2 separate regions of the Mus musculus genome follow, and region 1 is linked to region 2. A link is a loop called in an ENCODE intact Hi-C map of the cell type or tissue named here. Cell type or tissue: left cerebral cortex. All regions are shown on one strand. Region 1 holds the start of Zfp560 (zinc finger protein 560). Region 2 holds the start of Zfp266 (zinc finger protein 266).

Region 1 (4,000 bases), 140 kb before region 2:
ACCTAAAGGGAGTTGAAATATACACAAACTGAGAGCAACAGTGTTCTCAATTTCAAGTTCTTCATTTAAATCCTCAAATGGTACTTTTATATGCCAGGTCATATACATCGCCACTTGATTCAGATTAAGGGGACAGGGATGTATCTTTATGATTTAGCTCTTGCTAAAACATATCAGTTAAAAATGCATGAGTTCAGTCAATCTTGCTTTTAGATTAAAGCTATGCCTGGGGAATCCCACTAAATTGAAACATCTCAAGCTAATGAATAAATACAGAAGAAAACAATACACAGGCTTTACTTGAACTTTATCCTTGCTTAGATTTCTCACAGTCATAGTGTTTACTGTAGAAAAGCATTCCATTTTGGCCTTAAACCTTCTAATATAGGAGACAGTAAAATAAAATCAAAGATATTCCTACTTGTTGGCTTGATAAAATGGTCGCATAGATCCCTAGTTAAAACAACTAAGAGAGACAATACACAAAAATAGGGAGCTTAGGGTTAAATTTTATATTAAAAACAATTCTAGGAGGGTGATTATCTATCTCTATTGTTTCTCCATCTGTGGCCAACTTTGCTTGCTGAAATCCAAATATTAAAGGGCATCTATTAACATCTTACTATAACCTTGATTTGCTGGTACCACCACCTAGCCCCCTAGAAGCAATACTCGTGAAATTACTGATTCCATACATTCGACATCTGGTAATTACTGAACTCCAATAAATTCTGTAGTGTCTACTTCAATAGCTTCTCAGCAGAGTTTGCTTCCACCTCCAAAGTGAAATAGTACTCATTTTCCAGGTGACCTAACAGAACTGTCATCAAGCACTATCATTGCAAGCAAGAGCGCTGCGGCGAGACCCAACTTCTTCAGGAACACGAGTGTAACATTACACTGGCGAGTTAATAATCTAAAGTAAAGGGCATCAGAGGGGCTGAGAAACTCCTGACTCAGCATACTGACTAGAAAGCCAACACTGAAGAGAACATGATCTGCAGTCAGGAGCCAGGGAAAACCTTACAAAAACACTCAACATATGATAAAGCAACTACTGGCATGTCTCCGTCCTAAGACTACAAAGAACAAACATACAGATGAAATTTCCAGTCTCTTTTCTGCCCTCTCAAACCCCAAGCCCCTCGACACACACTCTCCACCTTCCCAGGAAAGGACAACCTCCTTCTGCTGAGGTCTCCTCTCTCTTTCATTATCATACTGCCTCTGTCAATCCTAACAAACAAGAACAATGATCTCCAAAGAGACTCAGGTGACACACTGAAAAAGGCAGTCCCAACACTCGCTAATACTTTAGGAAGAGGGAGAGATGACTATTTCCCACTCCCTTCAGCATCACTAACTCCAACATCTAGTATTTTTGGATTAAATCGCCATTTTTTTCTTTATTTTACCTATTACCATACAAAGACAGGAAAAATATAGCCCTCAACTTTGAGTCTTCATCAATTTGCAGTCTCATATTTATTTCCTTTATTAAATATTAAGCTTCTCCAATTGCTACAAGCTGCCCAAGAATATAGGCTGAATTTTGTCGCTTTGCCATAACCAACTATCCACATATACAAGAAATGACCAAATAAAACACCCATAAATAAATAAATAAAAACACTAATAAGTCATGTAACCACTTCCACAATGGAACATGTTATTTTGGGGAAACACATATTTTTCTGGTCATTGTCATTATTTGGTTCAGGATCAACTTTTATTTCCTTTAAGGCCAGAGCTATTTTTTTTTTCCATCAACACAACTCACCCAAACATTTTTTGCAGAAATAAATCAACCCGAATACTTCAATAGTCTCCACCCATTCCTCCTACAGGTCCTTGTTTTGAATCCTGTAGGTAGGGCCTAAGAAATTCCGCTACAATGAGTGAATACTGGTTTAAGGTTTTGTTTGTTGTTTTTTGTTTTTCCAGTACACACGCGTTTACAAGCACACCGACAACTAAAGAGATGGCTTTCTACCCAAATGTAACTAAGTGTTGGAAACAAATAAGGGACGTGCGAAGAGGATGCCGTATTTCTGACGACACACGCGTTTGTAAATACAAGGTGGCAAAGCCCTCTCAACAGCTTTCACCTCGCACTCACCTGAACTCGCCAATTCCTGAAAATAAAGACAGAGAACCAAGCGCGCAGCGGAGGTTCCGGCCGCGCTGGCCCGCACAGCCCGAGGAAGTGCAGCCGCCGAGGGGCGGACCCCGCCTCTGAGGAACAAAGGAGCTTCACACCCTAGAGCTCGCGCCGGAAGAGTCGGAAGGTAACACCGCCAACGGCACTTCCGCTCCCGGCCTGGGGCTGCAGGACCAGTTCCGACCACTGCGCGGGCTGTTTGGAAGACGTTCAGAGCAAGAATTTATTTAGTGTCGCCAGCGTCTCATACAAGTTGACGACCACAGAGATGGAAAAAGAACTCTGCAACCAAGGGCTGGAGCGTAAGAGACTGCGGAGGGCGGCTGATGTCACTGCTGTTTTCTTCGACTTAAGTGTCCTCCGGCTTCGGGCGCTTCAGTTTACCCTGAGTTTACGCCCCTTCAGGCAGGGCAGTTACCGATTCCTGCCCCAAGAGTGGCTTTACCCCAACTCGATTTAGAGACTGCTGGCCTGACAACCAGACCAACGACTGGAGTTGTGCCCGTGTGGACACAGGACAGACCTGTCAAAGCGCACACGTCACCCAGTGTTGCTCCTGTTAGGTTTGTGAGCCTTAATGCACCCACTTAAGTATCCAGGTACTTGTGTCTCTAGTCACAGAATTAGACGAGAAACACGCCTTTCGAAGTAAAGACAGTTTATTACGAAAAGGAAAGTAGGGTGGATGAGATGGCTCACAGAGTAAAGAAGCTTGCCTCCAAGCCTGATGATAACCTCAGTTCAAGACCCGATGAGCGAGCCGAACTTCCACAAGTTGTCCTCAGGCCGGCACACGTGCACCTGCACTCTTAACCACATTATACAAAATAATAACTAAAAGAAAATTGGGACCAGGCATAGTGACCCACACTTTTTTTATTAGATATTTACTTTATTTACATTTCAAATGTCCCCTTTCTTGCTTTCCCCTCCGAAAACCCCCTATCCTTTCTCCCCTCCCCCTGCTCACCAACCCACCCACACCTGCTTCCTGGCCCTGGCATTCCCTAAACTGGGGCATAGAACCTTCACAGGACAAAGGGCCTCTCCTCCTATTGCTGACCAACTAGGCCATCCTCTGCTACATATGCAGCTGGAGCCATGAGTTCCACCATGGGTACTCTTTGGTTGGTGGTTTAGTCCCTGGGAGCTCTGGGGGTACTGGTTAGTTCATATTGTTATTCCTCCTATAGGGCTGGAAACCCCTTCATCTCCTTGGGTCCTTTCTCTAGCTCCTTCATTGGGGACCGGACTCTTTTGAGACCCACACTTTTTTAAATTCAGAGTTTGCAAGAGTCGGAAACAGTGTGAGTTGAGTCCAGTCAAGTCTACATAAATAGTTTCAAACTAGTCAGGAATATAGGGTCACACACAAGAGAAAGAAAGGAAGGAAAGGGCTTAAAGGGGGTGAGGAGCACTCTTGAGAATGGGAGTGGTCTAGAGAGCAAAGAGCCTAGAAAATGAAATCTGTTCCTTATGACCCTTATCATGACATTTATATAGTACCTGCCACTCCTAAGTATGTGAGGGCTTCTTTTGAGCATGCTTCATATATGTTGTACATGTTATATAAAAAGACTTCCATGAGGAAGTCTTTTTCTGCCAACTGGCTTTTATATGTTTAATATTACTGTAACTCTTACAGTCTCTCCTGTCACTACATTCTTCTAGTGACTGTATGTTCCTAGATCTTTACTAAAGCAGAATAGAAAGATGAAAATTTGGGGGGACATGAGTAGGAAAAGCCTGAAAAAGTAGGTTTATCTTCTTGTTCCTGCTAATAGACTCAGAATAAACTGTAGACTCTGGGGAAGGGGAGTGTCTTACTACTTTGGCTTT
Region 2 (4,000 bases):
ACCACTGACCCCCTTGTTTATTTAGATTGTGCCTTACTATATAGCCCTGAGTTACCTCAAACTTGCAATGATACTCCTGCCAGTCTCCACTACCCATCTGCTAGAATAAGAGCTTGTGTACCACCAAGAAAATAAGTGAAATTCCTGTCAACCCTGGATTAACTCTTGAAGCTCTCGTCTTGCACTGTACAAATATAATTAGTCACTGCTTACCACGCTCCCCTTACCTCCTACGCCCTTCTCCTTCTCCGTGGTTAGTCCTAAACCCTGTCATTTGGTCTCAACTTAGATAGAACTCACTTCTCTTGGGAGTGAATATGATCAAAATACATTATATGAGTTATAGTCATACATATACTTTTTGTGTTTTGTACAATCAACATTGTCAAATAAAAAGGTGTATGGAACATCTGTGCTGGGGAGGAGGAGGAGGAGGAAGAAGAAGAGGAGGAAGAGGAAGAAGAGAAAGAAGAAAAAGAAAAGGAGGAAGAGGAGGAGGAGGAGGAAGCAGTAGCCACCCCAGCCCCAGCTCCTCAGAAATGGCTGAGTGTGTAATGGCATTTGCCACCAAGCCTAAAAACCTAAGGTTCCCCGAGTTCAATTTCTGGGACCCACACGATGAAAGGAAAGATGGACACCTGACACTTACCCCAGGATATACATGCACTCATGTGGACAAAATCAAATGGAGTTTAACCCGTTAAAAGGCTGTGGATATAGCTCAGTGACAGAGCACTTATTTACCATGTCCAAGGCCCCAGGTTCGCCACCTAGACTCTGTCTCAGTCTCTGTCTCTGTCTCTGTCTCTGTCTCTCTCTCTCTCTCTCTCTCTCTCTCTCTCTCTCACACACACACACACACACCTTACCTTTGTGTACTCTCATATAACAAAGGTGTATTAACTCAAAAACTCAGTAGACTGTATGAACTTCCAAAGCTCTCATCAATTGGTAATACAGTTATTCAGGACTGTAAGAACAGGCTTAAGCTAGATTTTTGTCACTACCTCCCTTCACTGGTGTGCTGAAGCTGAAACCCAGGGCCTCACACATTCTAGGCAAGAGCTATATACCACTTCACTCAGAAATCCAAGCATCAGTTAGTCTACAGTGAAAAAAAATCAAAAATGGAGAAAAAAATTTAAATGGAGAAAAATGCCAACAGAAACAAACCATCGAAATGCGAAAATGCATACCTCCTTAAAAAGTTACTATAACAAACAACATGACCTACCCTAGGTTCAAAGATCCTAAAAAGGTATCTGAAAATTTCAATATAAGAACCTTAAAATGGGGGTTGAAGACTTAGTTAAAAGTACATACGGCTCTTCCAGAACCAGAGATCTGGTTCCCAGCACCACACCGGCACCGCACCAGGTGGCTCACAACCTCCTGTAACGCAGCTGTAGGGAGCCAAGGCCCTTTGTGACATCCAGGGGCACTGCACTCAAGGCAGAAACCCACACCCCACACATAAACAGATAACAACTTAAAATAGATTAAATAACAGCAAAAATGCCTTAAAGAGGTCTTGGTTTATAGCTCAGTAAGAGAGCTTACTAAACATGCACAAAGCCCTAGATTCAATTCCCACTATTAGAAAAACAAAGAAACTTTGAAAAGATCTTAGATGCAAAAACACCCAAAAACTTATAACAATGAAGAATTCTGATTTCACACAAAGAAGATATTAGATAATATTAATTTTTTATTATCTTGGCTGAAAGATCAGTATTTACGGTCTTACTGGGTCAGTATCTTCTTTTTTTTTTTTTTTAGAAAATGTATTACCCCGTTATGTAAAAAAATCATGCCTGAAATTCCCAACCTATTCTCAAATAGTTCAACATAAACTGTATTTTAATTTTCCTTGAAAAACCAACCAGTTTAATCAGTACTAACCTAACAAAGCCTCCATTTTTTAAAGTCTGCAAGGAGGCACAGGCCTACAACATTCAGACAATAGCTAACTATTTGGGCTAGGGTGTAGCTCAGCAGGAGAGTGCTTAGCATCATGAGGCTCTGAGTTGCGGCCCCAGCATCAAATCAAGAGTAACTTGTTATCCTTACTTTTCTTCAACACAAAGACCCGGGTCTTTGTACGTTTATATTTATATACAGATAAATGCACTCTGCGAAAGTCTACAACGAAGTTGCCTTTTTAAAAAAATCAGAATGCAATGTGTCTCAGGTAAACATAGGTCCCACGAAAGCGAAATAATCGGATAAAGCATTCCTTTCCATACACACACAAAAAGAAAAACAAGAGGAAAAGGCTGCCCTCACCCACCTTTCAGCCAAAGCTCGGCTCCCCCAAACAGAATCGCCCGGTCCAAGAATGGAAAATGCAGCGTCTCAATGTGATACCAATGGCGAAAAGTCTATTCTTTCTGGGGAGGAAAATAATTCCACGAAGGTTACTTTACACCGGCTTTAGAAGAAAGGTGGGTGCAAACAGCTCAGGGCTGAGTCGGGATGCGCACTCGGGCCGCGGCACCCGGGAAGGCTGCAGAGCCCGGGAAGCCGCGGGACCCCGCGAGCAGAGCTCGGCCCGCCTCCCCGCACAGGCCTACCGAGTCCTCGCCCTCCCCGCGCCGCCCCCGCAGCTCCTCACCGAATCCTCACCGAGCGCTGCGTGGAGAGCCCTCGGACAAACGCCGAGAAGGACTCAGAGCTCGGAGAAAAGGGGGGGCTGGCCGTGACGTCACTTCCATTTCCGGCTCGGAGTTCTCAGCCACGTTGGAGCTCTCCAAGCTGGAGAGAAAAACTTGTTTGTTCCAGCGTCCCGACAGTTGCACCCTTTTTCGGGTGGGTTCATAAGGGGCGTTGAGACAGGAAAAGAGCCGAGAGGTCGAGATCAGAAGCGAGACCTTGAAGGGGGAGCAGTGCGGGGGCGGGGCGAGAGGCGGGACCAGGCCGGGGTGCGCCTCGGTTGATGGCGGACCGGTGGGGCGAGGATGGGTGTGGGGACGCCCCGGTGGAGATGCTGCTGACAAAAGCTTTTCTCTCCCGCCTCTCCCTCACGCTCGCGATGCCCTTAGCCATGTTGCACAATCTGCCAACCCAGGAAAAATGATCCGTTTGGTCCATTCAGTTAGTGCTGTCTCCAGACACCTTTATGTCGACCTGTCTTTGTGTGTCTCTGGACTCTGCTAACACCTCAGTCCTTGATTCCATCACGTTTTCACCACCCAGGGCTGTTAGTAGAGCCCGGACTAGCATCACGAAGCCCTGGGATCCATCGCCAGTACCGTAGATGGTACTAGTGGTGCTTGGGAGAAGAAGACAAAGTTCAAGGCCATCCTTGGCTACATAGTAAATTCAAGGCCAGTCTGTCTGGGATACATGAAACCCTGTATCCAAAATGCTTAGTTCCTAACATCTTTTCCTGATTTTTCGTGATAATGGGGTGTGTGTATGTGTGTGCATGGTTTAACAGAGTAAGCAGGCATGTACATGGCAATGTATGGAGGTCAGGGGACAACTTTCAGGCGTCCGTTATCACCATGGGTTTCAGCAATGGAAGTCAGCTTCTCTTTCACCCACTGAGCCAGCTTTTTGGCCCAAACGACTTAATTTTTAGAGACAGTTTAACAGCTTGGGTGTTTTCTATTTTTGGAATAATTCAGAGTAAAACTAGGTCAGGCATAGTGATATGCACCTTTAACAGCCCTCAGGAGGCAAACACAAGTGGATCTCTGTGAGTTCAAGGCCAGAAAGAGTTATAAACTACTTCATAGTTTCACATGGATCCTATATGGATACTAGCTTTGTGTGTGTGTGTGTGTGTGTGTGTGTGTGTGTGTGTGTGTGTGTCTCATATGGCTGTGACTGTGAATATAAGACATGAACCTAGAAAGGGGACCATGAATGGGAGATCAAAAGATGTTTTAAAGAAATGGAGAAGTTGGTCTGGAGAGATTGCTCAGTGGTTAAGAACCTTTGTTGCTCTTCCAAAGGACCCTGGTTCAGTTCCCAGTACGCATATGGCAGCCTACAA

The links. Peaks named below come from ENCODE experiments on the same cell type or tissue, not always from the same donor. Only the 100,000 strongest peaks of a DNase experiment are listed, where the experiment ranks them.
Region 1: a loop joins it to region 2, with 2.2 times the contacts of the local background. A loop is called at or near these places in 1 of 42 quality-filtered maps.

What each region holds. Positions count from the first base shown.
Region 1 is chr9:20,382,898-20,386,897 of GRCm38, forward strand. It overlaps Zfp560 (zinc finger protein 560), which reads right to left and starts at 2,261. Exons shown (of 7, transcript NM_001004190.3): 1 at 2,120-2,261. In left cerebral cortex, CTCF peaks have their summits at 2,338 and 2,543; a DNase peak (open chromatin) is centred at 2,261; H3K4me3 peaks cover 1,690 bases; H3K27ac peaks cover 1,051 bases.
Region 2 is chr9:20,518,730-20,522,729 of GRCm38, forward strand. Zfp266 (zinc finger protein 266) reads right to left here and starts at 2,690. Exons shown (of 9, transcript NM_001082485.1): 1 at 2,615-2,690; 2 at 2,291-2,390. In left cerebral cortex, no CTCF peak of the experiment used is centred here; DNase peaks (open chromatin) are centred at 2,009 and 2,683; H3K4me3 peaks cover 2,675 bases; H3K27ac peaks cover 1,600 bases.